Linked DNA regions of Homo sapiens: region 1 is linked to region 2. A link is an interaction called in ENCODE POLR2A ChIA-PET data of the cell type or tissue named here. Cell type or tissue: MCF 10A. All regions are shown on one strand.

Region 1 (5,000 bases), 54 kb after region 2:
TATCTTCTTGGCAGATGAAGGCAAGTATTAATGGAGCTAACTAGTATTACAGTCCAGAAACCCTGAGATTTGGGCTGGACTTTATTCTGGTGGTTAGTATCTGGGTATCCAAAAGAACTGACAGTAAACGGGGGTTTGAGACAGACATATTTTCTGCAGAGTCAGTTGTGCTTAAGAGTTTCGGAGTATGCAGAATGGCCTGAACACAGCCTCATTCTCCACTGTGATGTATTAGATTGATCCTCTATTCCTGCCTTTCTGCTGAATGTTGGGTTTTCTTCCCCACTCAAAACTAATTACATTAGAGAAACTCAGAGTAAAATATTCTGCAGAGCACACTTTTCTCACTATCCTTGTCAATGAACTTCAATTGTCCTGTGATTTTGGGATTCTCTATTCTACAGTCTCTATCCATTTTGAAATAATGTAAACTCCCAAATGAGGCAAAAAAGCATACAGAAAGTAAAACTCCTAAGACAAAAATTGGAACAGCCTTGCTGACTTGAAACAGACACATGTGCCAGTGAGTCTCAAGAAAGAAAATACAACCACCCTCAAAAAATATTTTCAAGACATTCCAACAAATGGACTTATTTCAAAGAACATTTACTGAATGCCTACTATGCTCCAAACAATGTCCAATAAGAATACAAATGGAATTGATGACCTTGAAGGGTTGTTTTCTGAGTATAAGAGGACACGCCTGGGCCTGCAGAGCTTTCCAAGCCATGGCATGAGGTGAGGTTCTATGATGAAGAGCAGCACCGAGGCGCTGTTTCATCCTTTAAGATACCTTGGGCTTCTTTTTAAAGAGTGATGAAACAAACTAGATACCCTCGAATCTGGAAAAGTAGTGTCAGAAAGCCCTATTATCCTCTCTTTTTTTTTTTTTTTGTACGCTTACTAAGTAGTTCTAATCATTGCATTCATAGTGACCTTTCCCACTGGAGAATTCCTGTTCATTCTTGAGGACCCAGCTCAAATGTTATCTCCTCTGAGAAGCCTTTCTTAATTCTCTCAGGCAGGATTTTTAGCTTACCCCTTAGTGTTCCTGCAGTCCTTTTTGTTTGGCTCCACTATAGACTTCGTCATGTTATTGTGTAATTATTTGTAAACTTTGTTTCACTATCTGTATCCAACTTGAGGACATCCTCTTATTTGTATTTTGTATCCTCATAAATGGTACTCCACATATAATAGAATCTTAAAAACTGCTGTAGAACAAATTTATCCATGAAGAGCAAAACAACAGTAACAACAAAAAGAGAGCTACTCCTTTGGGCCTTGCCTGTCCTCCCAGCCACAAGCATTCAGCGCCCATCTGATGTCACAGCCTCCCCTGACTTGTGCTTATGCTGTGTTGCTGCCCTTCTGTGTTTTCTCTCCACACAAATTCACCTTCAGGGTTGTCTTCCCACACAAATAGGGAACATCCCATAAAAATGCTGCAGCCACCAGCTCAGCCCTCAAGTAAGTCCTCCACAGTCTGCCACCACCCTCCATTTGGACCTACCCTGTTTTTGCCAACATACACCTGGATTCTCCATCTGGGCCTGGCTGCTTGACACACTGCCAGACACAGGATTCCAGAGTAATGTTTCCAGCTTCTGAGTTGAAGCTATATTAGATCACAGGGCACAAAACAACTTCATGGATGAACCCGCAACTTAGCAGACCCAACTCTCTCTCCCTTGAACTCAAAGCTGCGCTAGTACCATTAAGTACTGCTGCCAGCCACCCTATACAGAGGAGCTGTTCCTTCCAACCTCCAAAACAATCTGAGATGATGTCTTCCATACTTCCATATTTCTCTTGGTGGTACCGTTGTTTTTCCTCTGTTGTAAATTAGAACAAAAACAATAACCTAATCAAAATGGAGCTGACATAAAGGTTACAAGACTTAATACACATAAAGTGTCCTGTACTATATCTGACATTGGATAAATAGAGAACACATCGTAAATGCTACAATACACATTTTGAGGTAGCTATTATGTCTCCATTTTTTTCATTTCTAAATTGAAGCTCAGAAAAGTCAAGCAACTTGTCCAAGGCTCGTGAAGCGACTAACAGAGTGAACTCTGATTTGACTCTTAACCCAATATTAAGGAGTATAGAAATTAATATGTGAGTCATGAAGAACAACAGCAACATTTTAATTAGGAAAATGGTATCTCCAATCATAGTATTTCATCATAAGTAAAGAAACCCATTTATTCAAAGTACTCTTTAAATGTTCACCTCCGTCTCAGCCCCAAACAGTTATTCCTAGTCATGAATAGTCTTCCTTCCCTCTACCACTCCAAATGTGATCTATCCCTGCAACATAGGTCCCCACTTTTTCTTTGAGAGCATCCTAGATTACTGTAGTGTATAATGATCTGTCCTTTCTCTGAAGTTATATGGCACTTACAATCTGAAAGTTGTCTTATACTATTATTCAGCTGCTTCAGACATTCTTTTATTCAATAAGTGTTTATTAAATGCCTGATGAGTACCAAGCATTGTACTGGGACAAAAAATACATGGCCTCTGGCCTTACAGTTCTTTCAATCTAGGATGAAGATAGAGACATGAAAAGAAGTAAACCTAATAAAGTGATTCCCAAAGGTGTAAGATATGGTGGAGAATGAAAGAGAGATTGGACAATCCTACAGTATAGGATGGGGGGTGGCACAGGAAAAGGGCATAGCTGCTTTCAATCTGAGTCTTAAAAGATAAATAGATGTTCCCTAGCACACCTCAGCAGAGAACAGATCCCGAGCCAGTAAAGAACACTATGATGAAAGGTGCAGAGGTATAAAGGAGCCTGGCATGTTCTGGAAGCTGCCAGGAAGGAATTCAGTCTGGTTGCAACACTGGATGTGGTGGGGGGAAAAAAAAAAGGCTAGAGCTGAGCACAGGCCAGATAGTAAATGCCATTTGTGCATATACTCCAGAAATCTGATCTTGTTCTGTGGCCAAGGAGTGACTACTAAAGGACTGTATGCAGATAACCAGATCATATTTGTATTTAGGAAACTCTAGCAGCCATGCTGAAGGGGTGAGGTGAGAGACAGGGAGACAGTTATAGAGATGACCATAGCAATCTAGGTAGAAGACCCTGAAGACCTAAAGCAAGACAGTGACATCAGGAGTGAATAAAGGAATCAGAAATGATAAAACCATGGAGAGGGGCATGTCGGTTTAGAGAGGTCACTCTTACAACAGTCAGTTGGGAGTCAGGTGGCTACAATGGCAGCAGGGAGACCAGGTAAGAAGCTAACAGTAGCCCAGGAGGAAATGGTAAAGACTTCCCCATATTCTTCCTCCTCATGATTGTTCTGTGTGACTGGTGTCATCACTAGCAGATCCTTAACATCATGAATGGTCCTCTGAATCAAGAAGATTGCTGATCCTGAATGGAGCTTTCCACAGAGATGGTGATAACAAGTGGAAATATGCAGCCGAAAGTAAAGAGAGTGAGAGGGACACTGTGGAACGTCTACACAATACTAAGCATTTACCGGCTTTTGACCAAACTTTTGAAGAGCTGGTTATGCTAGGCAAATTCATCATTATTATTATTTCTGAGATGGAGTCTCACTGTGTTGCCCAGTCTGGAGTGCAGTGACACAATCTTGGCTCACTGCAACCTCTGCCTCCTGGGTTCATGTGATTCTCATCCCTCAGCCTCCCGAGTAGCTGGGATCACAGACATGTGCCACCACACCAGCTAAGTTTTGTATTTTTAGTAGAGATGGGTTTCACCATGTTGGCCAGGCTACTCTCAAACTCCCGACCTCAGGTGATCTGCCTGCCTCAGCCTCCCAAAGTGTTGGGATTACAGGTGTGAGCCACCGTGCCCAGATGGCAAATTTCAGTAGCTAACCAAAGGCCTGTTTCCTGGGTCTCCTGGGCACCTATAATATCTGGCAGTCACAGTAGAATGTTTTAAGCCAATGACAATATTCCCTTTCCTGAAGGCAACAAAGTAACCATACTGTCCTGGGTAGTGGGTACTTTTAAATAACAATTCTGATAGATGAAGGAAAACAAAACTCCTTCGAATTTAGGTTATTGCTAGACCAAAAAAAAATTCTCTAATGAAAGATTTTAATATTATGCTATCAATATCCCTATCTCAGAATTAAATAATAATGTGTGACAGCCTACCTTCAGGATATTTGAAAAAAATCAATGATCTTTTAAAAATCTGAGCTCTGATATTTGCAAAGCACTTTTGGTTCAGACAAGGAAAAGCACTGAGGAATACACATACAGATAAATCAATCAACCTATAAAAAGAAAGAAAGAAATTGCTCACAGAAGATAAACAAATCACTCCAAAGTAGAATTTCATTAAACTCTGCTTAGGTTTGATCCTCACACAAGCTACAGGAATTCCGCCAGAAAGTCCTCTGTGCTCCGGCAGAGGCGCTCTGCAGATACTTTTCATGGAGAGGTGTGGACCGCCAATGGCCAGCTGGCTCATTTCAGTTTTCCCAGTCATGTCTCAGAACCATCTTTGAGAAAGTCATTGATTAAATTAATCAATCAATTATCTACATAATAACGCTCTGGCTTCTTGTGCTTGTAACATCAAAAAGCCTTCTTCACTAAAAGCTAGCAGTTATCAAGCTCTCTGGATCACACACTTTCTGTGCTTTTTGATCAAGGGTTTACAGTTAATTTCTTTGGCTTTGCAAGATACGATATGTTTTACTGAATCAGCATAGACTACCAACCTCGTTTCCTTTATTAAGATTTTGAATGCAAGCAATCCCTTCATTTATAATGAAATTGATTAAATAGATTTTGATTATTTTAGCATCATTATATTTCTACAGATGGAATAAAGCCTGCTAATTGAATTTTACTGATGGTTTACAGAGTGGGTACACAAAGTTTAAAGCATGTCATCACCTTAATCTTCCCAAAGGGACCATGCTATCATTGTCTAGTGTGTAAATCCACACAAACACATGTATACACATATACACACACACTCACACAATGAG
Region 2 (5,000 bases):
GCATGATCCATAATTGTAGCCAGCCTGGCTAAAAAATAAATCTTCTGATAAAGTGCACTGATTTAATGAATGCATTCCTACAAGACTGCTAAATTAGTTAAAAACATACAATGCTTCTTCTAGTTATGGAAACACATATATGGAAGTTTTATAAGGATTTGGTTTAAAGCTCAGTTTCAGCGTTTATTACTTACATGAATTTGGACACCTGTCACAACTCTCAGTGTAGCTTCCTCATCTGTAAAATGGGCATAATACCTCTCACAGCTTTGTTGTGAAATTAAAAATAAAGCATGTAAAACCTCTAGTACATCAACAAATATCACTCTAACATTCATTCCATGGCTACTTCACCAACATGCTGATTGACATATAAATCATACAAAGATGAATTTGCAGTCATGGAGTACAATGAAATGTGTAGAATAAGAGATTAGCAAACCATCAACTTTTTCCTCATTGTAGTGAGAGAAAGAAACTACAGGCGTGGTCCCAGGAACTATGTTTGGACAGTCTAGAGAGGAGGAAACTAACAATTCTAAAGAAATTTACCATTAAATGAATGTAGGTGTTTCAGTATGAATTTCTAATGTCTAACATTAACTTTAGCTTATATTTTTAGGAGAAACATACAGTTTTGATTGTCACATGTTAAATGGAATTTCACTTTATTTTAGCTTCTAGCTGGCAGTATCTTATTACAGAGGCATGCTGTAACAGTTAGTTCACAAGCTACTTATCTCAACGTGTTTATTTGAATTCTCTTCAACTCTTTCGCGATACGGGTGTGGGGTTCAGGATTTCTAAGGGAGTCAGCGCTGACTATACAGAGAAAAATCCCCAAGGGAGAAAGTCAGGAGCTGCTAAGAAGGTCAAAAAGAACACAGGGGAAAAAAAGAAAAATGAGTTATGCCGGTGTTCTTTAAAATTGAAGACAGAAAAATTCTTGGCTGCACTTTCATTCTATTTCACCTTACAAAAACCTCCTGCTATTCCACTCTGCTCAAAGTCTTCTTTCCAAAGTACTTTGAATTAAAACATGAAGTAATCCTTACTAAGTGTCCATAGGATCTCTTCTTTATCCTTCGCTGTGTAAGTGGGGACAAAAAGAGCTACCCAGTATTGTTGCTGGACACCAGCCTTGTCTGTCTCCTGTTATTTTCAGAAACCTCAAGGCTGCATTTTCACCCATGTCCTCAGAATTTCTTGTTCTTCTTTTGGCTTTTTACAATGCTTCTAGTAGCAGGGGCCATGGAAATAAAGAAATGAAGGAGACAGGGCACATCTAATAAAGACAAGAAAGAAATAAACACATTTTCAAGAATGCCTGAAAATTTCACCATGGATCCATTCCTATCTTTGATACTCGGTAGCTGATGGTTGTAAATAAAGGTAGACTAGAGCCTCCTTTTCTTGCACAACAGGTTTTTTTGTTTTTCCTATTTATGATTGTTTAAATTGGTGTTTCTGTTTTCCAGCATGAGGTTTACATTAGTTTTTTCTTTTTTTTTAGATTGTCATCCCTTTCATCTATTCGTGAGGTGCTGTATTACTCATGAATTTTAAATTGGAAGGCAGAAGAAAAGAGGTAAAGAAATAATTGCAAAGAAAAAGCTGTGTATTTTCCAGTGAATGGTAATAAAAAACTCCTTAGAGGAGAGAGTAACTACATGGCTGACACTAAAATATAATCAATACTACACACTGATCACCCAAATAATGTTACAGTTGAGAATCTGAGATACATGGCAAAATAAAGATGATTTCACAACTTTGCACTTTTCAAAATTATATGACATGATTTTGTATGCCATGGCTAGGTTCAGTTTTCTATCTTGATTAATACATTATATCATTTGTGCCAGTGTATGTGGGTAGGGTGAGTATTTTCATCTCCATTTTACAGATTAGAAAACTGAGGCTTATTAAATTGTCCAAAGATTTGCACAGCAGCTTGGACTGAAAGTCATGTTTTCAAACTTGATGCCCATACTGCTTCCTACCAGTAAGAGTAAGAATTTCCATCACTGCTGGCTCTTTGCCAGCTATTTCGTGCCAAGCAAGCACTGAGCTTGAAGTGCTTTGCCTGTGTTATGACCACACAGAGAGGAGGTAACAAAGCCAAGAATCTGGATCCAGATCTCTCTGATCCATGGGCCCAAACTCTTAACCAACACACTCTACTTCTATACCCTATGCCTGGGCATTCTCAGAGCATGTTAAATTTACATAACATTATCACAAATTAAATAACAGCCAAATTAAAACCTTTGCAAATGAAGATTAAACATATTTTTTTTTTTGCCTTTCAGAAATGTTATTGAAAAAAACTGGCAAGAGACATGAAGTATGTTTGTTCTTGTGCTTCGATGGTGATTAATGAACTCCTTTTGGGAGAGGCAAGATCTGTACTTGGCATTAATATTATAAACTTTTCTCATCCCAGTAGCTTCTCTTTAGGTGGGGAAAGCAGTTACATAAGGCAGCGATTAATGAGATGCCACAAATGTTGACTTAGTCCCAAATAGGGATTTTTTTTCCTCCCTCAAATCTGAGTGCTTCACCCAAATTAATTTTAAGTCACACTACAAATATGAGTAAAGTGCCGACTCGAGTTGAAAATACATCATATGCTCAACCTGAGTCCATATGCTTTTCCCCCAATTTCTTCCTGTTTTGCTAGAAAAAAAAATCCTTGAACAGTTTGAGGTTCCAAGAAGGTGTTGCCATTTCGTTTTCTCAAAATCATTGGCCAGATTCTGTTCTTGGATACTGCTTGAATTTAAATGGAAGATGCATAAAATATTTAAATCTGGGATCCCCAAAGCATGGCATTACAGTTTTTTGAAATGGCAAAGTTTCTTCCTCTGGGAGTGAAAAGCTATAATGTTAGGCCTATAATGGTAGGTGGAGGTAGAGAAATATATGTACACTTTCATGTTTTGTTTATCTAATCATGTTCACGTCCTCTAGACAAACTGAAAGAGTAATTCTTACTCCCAAGAAGGAAAGCTCTGTCCTGAACTGAAGACATCACACGATTTTGTTGGGGCATTTGATATAAGAGGTAGCTATGATCACAACGGTTAATATCTGGACATCCAGAAGCACGTTCTGTGAACAGATCATAAGGGGCAACATGCCAGGCAGGAATCCAAAGTCATTATTCTACCTGCTTACAACCGACTTCTCCAAGAAAGTCTATTTATTAAACACCTAATATTTTCATGATGACATATAAGACTTGCCAAATTAGAACTTGAAAGTGTAGAATCTCCACACTGTTTTTGAAATGAGAACATATCTACTGCATACTTCAAATAAAGTAGAAGTTGAAATTTTCATACTTAGATGAAGAATTACTAAAACTAAAGCTCTTTTAAAATAATAGGTCTAGTCTCACTCCCAGGAGCAGCAGAGTAAATTAAGATGAGGAGGATTTGTAAAATAAAGGGAGACACATATGTACAAAAGGAAATAAGAACAACGGGAGGAGCTACTCTGAACTCAAAAGGCAGAGCCATAGAATATTTTTCTTCCTACTTCTGAAAATCCTTGGGGAAGTTAGGCTTAGTTTGTCATATTTTACCAAAAAAAACAAAACAAAACTGACTATTTCAATATTAAGTATTTATATTTGTTTAAAACGTAATTTCCTATATATACAGAACATGTATTGTGACATGCTTTGCACAAGATAACTTACAATTTTAGCAAGCTATGTGTATAATAAAGCACAAAACAAAAAGTACACAATATAATTGTGGTTGTTATGCAATAACAAAAAAGATAAATTTAGACTGGGTGCAGTGGCTCACACCTGTAATCCCAGCACGCCGCAAGGCCAAGGCGGGAGGATTACATGAGGCCAAGAGTTTGAGACCAGCCTGGTCAACATGGTGAAACACTGCCTCTACTAAAAATACAAAAACTTAGCTAGGCATGGTGGCACACACCTGCAATCTCAGCTACTTGGGTGGCTGAGGTACAAGAATCGGTTGAACCTGGGAGGCAGAGGTTGCAGGGAGCCAAGATCTTGCCACTGCACTCCAGCCTGGGCAACAGAGCAAGACTCTGTCTCAAAAAAAAAAAAAAAAAAAAAAAGATAAATTTAAATTCTGTAAAATCTTGTAATGTAAATCCTGAAAAACATTTTAATGTACATTTGGAATTAGTCACAGAATTAAAATCTATTCCTTAAATAAAAATAAGTTAAATAAGTTATTACTTAAAAATAAGTTAAATGGCCAAATGCTACAAAAATTAAACAATAAAATTATAAGTAGGTGTTTAATAAGTCAGAGGAGGGAAAATTTTCTAAGCATAAAAGCAGTAAAACAGATCATAAATAAAATGTCTGTAACTTTGACTCCTGGTAAATTTAAAACTTTATATAGAAACAAATACACCAGAAAAAAAATATAAAAATATTTTCGATAAATGTAAGATTGATCTCTCTCACACACACACATATATTCTTACAAGTAATTTAGAAAAGCACCAAATCTTGAATAGAAAGAGGGAGTAAGCATAATAGATAATTCTCAGAAAAAAATACACATAGCCAAAAACATTAAAATAATCTATCTCACTAAAAATCAAGGAAGTTCATATTATGGTATCAACTACTATGATATGATAGTAAGATACTATTATTTTCCTATCTAATGACTTATAGTGAAAAGAACAATACAAGGTTGGTGGGCATAAAATAAGACATATTCTCATACCCCAATAATATGTGGGGACATAATTCAATGTAACATTTCTAAAAGGTAAATTTGGCAACATCTACATCCAAAATCTAGGAGTTCATATGCTTTGACCCAGATATTGTACCTCTATGACGCCATTGTTAAATAATAATCAGCCATATGGAAAAGTATGTTCATGCACAGATGTTCCTCAAAGCATTTATAAAAATAAAAATTAGAAAGACTAATGTTCAACAATAAATTATACTAAAACCCACTTCCTTTTTTCTGAAGAGTATTTAATGA

Evidence for each region. Peaks named below come from ENCODE experiments on the same cell type or tissue, not always from the same donor. Only the 100,000 strongest peaks of a DNase experiment are listed, where the experiment ranks them.
Region 1: POLR2A ChIA-PET joins it to region 2 with 7 read pairs; 2 of 35 experiments call an interaction of 5 or more read pairs at or near these places.

The regions. Positions count from the first base shown.
Region 1 is chr1:107,721,962-107,726,961 of GRCh38, forward strand. All of the region lies in intron 15 of VAV3 (vav guanine nucleotide exchange factor 3), which reads right to left. Among named protein-coding and RNA genes, the nearest start is that of MIR7852, 170 kb to the right of the region's middle. In MCF 10A, no CTCF peak of the experiment used is centred here; no DNase peak of the experiment used is centred here.
Region 2 is chr1:107,668,188-107,673,187 of GRCh38, forward strand. The region is part of intron 19 of VAV3 (vav guanine nucleotide exchange factor 3); the gene reads right to left. Among named protein-coding and RNA genes, the nearest start is that of MIR7852, 230 kb to the right of the region's middle. In MCF 10A, no CTCF peak of the experiment used is centred here; a DNase peak (open chromatin) is centred at 2,044.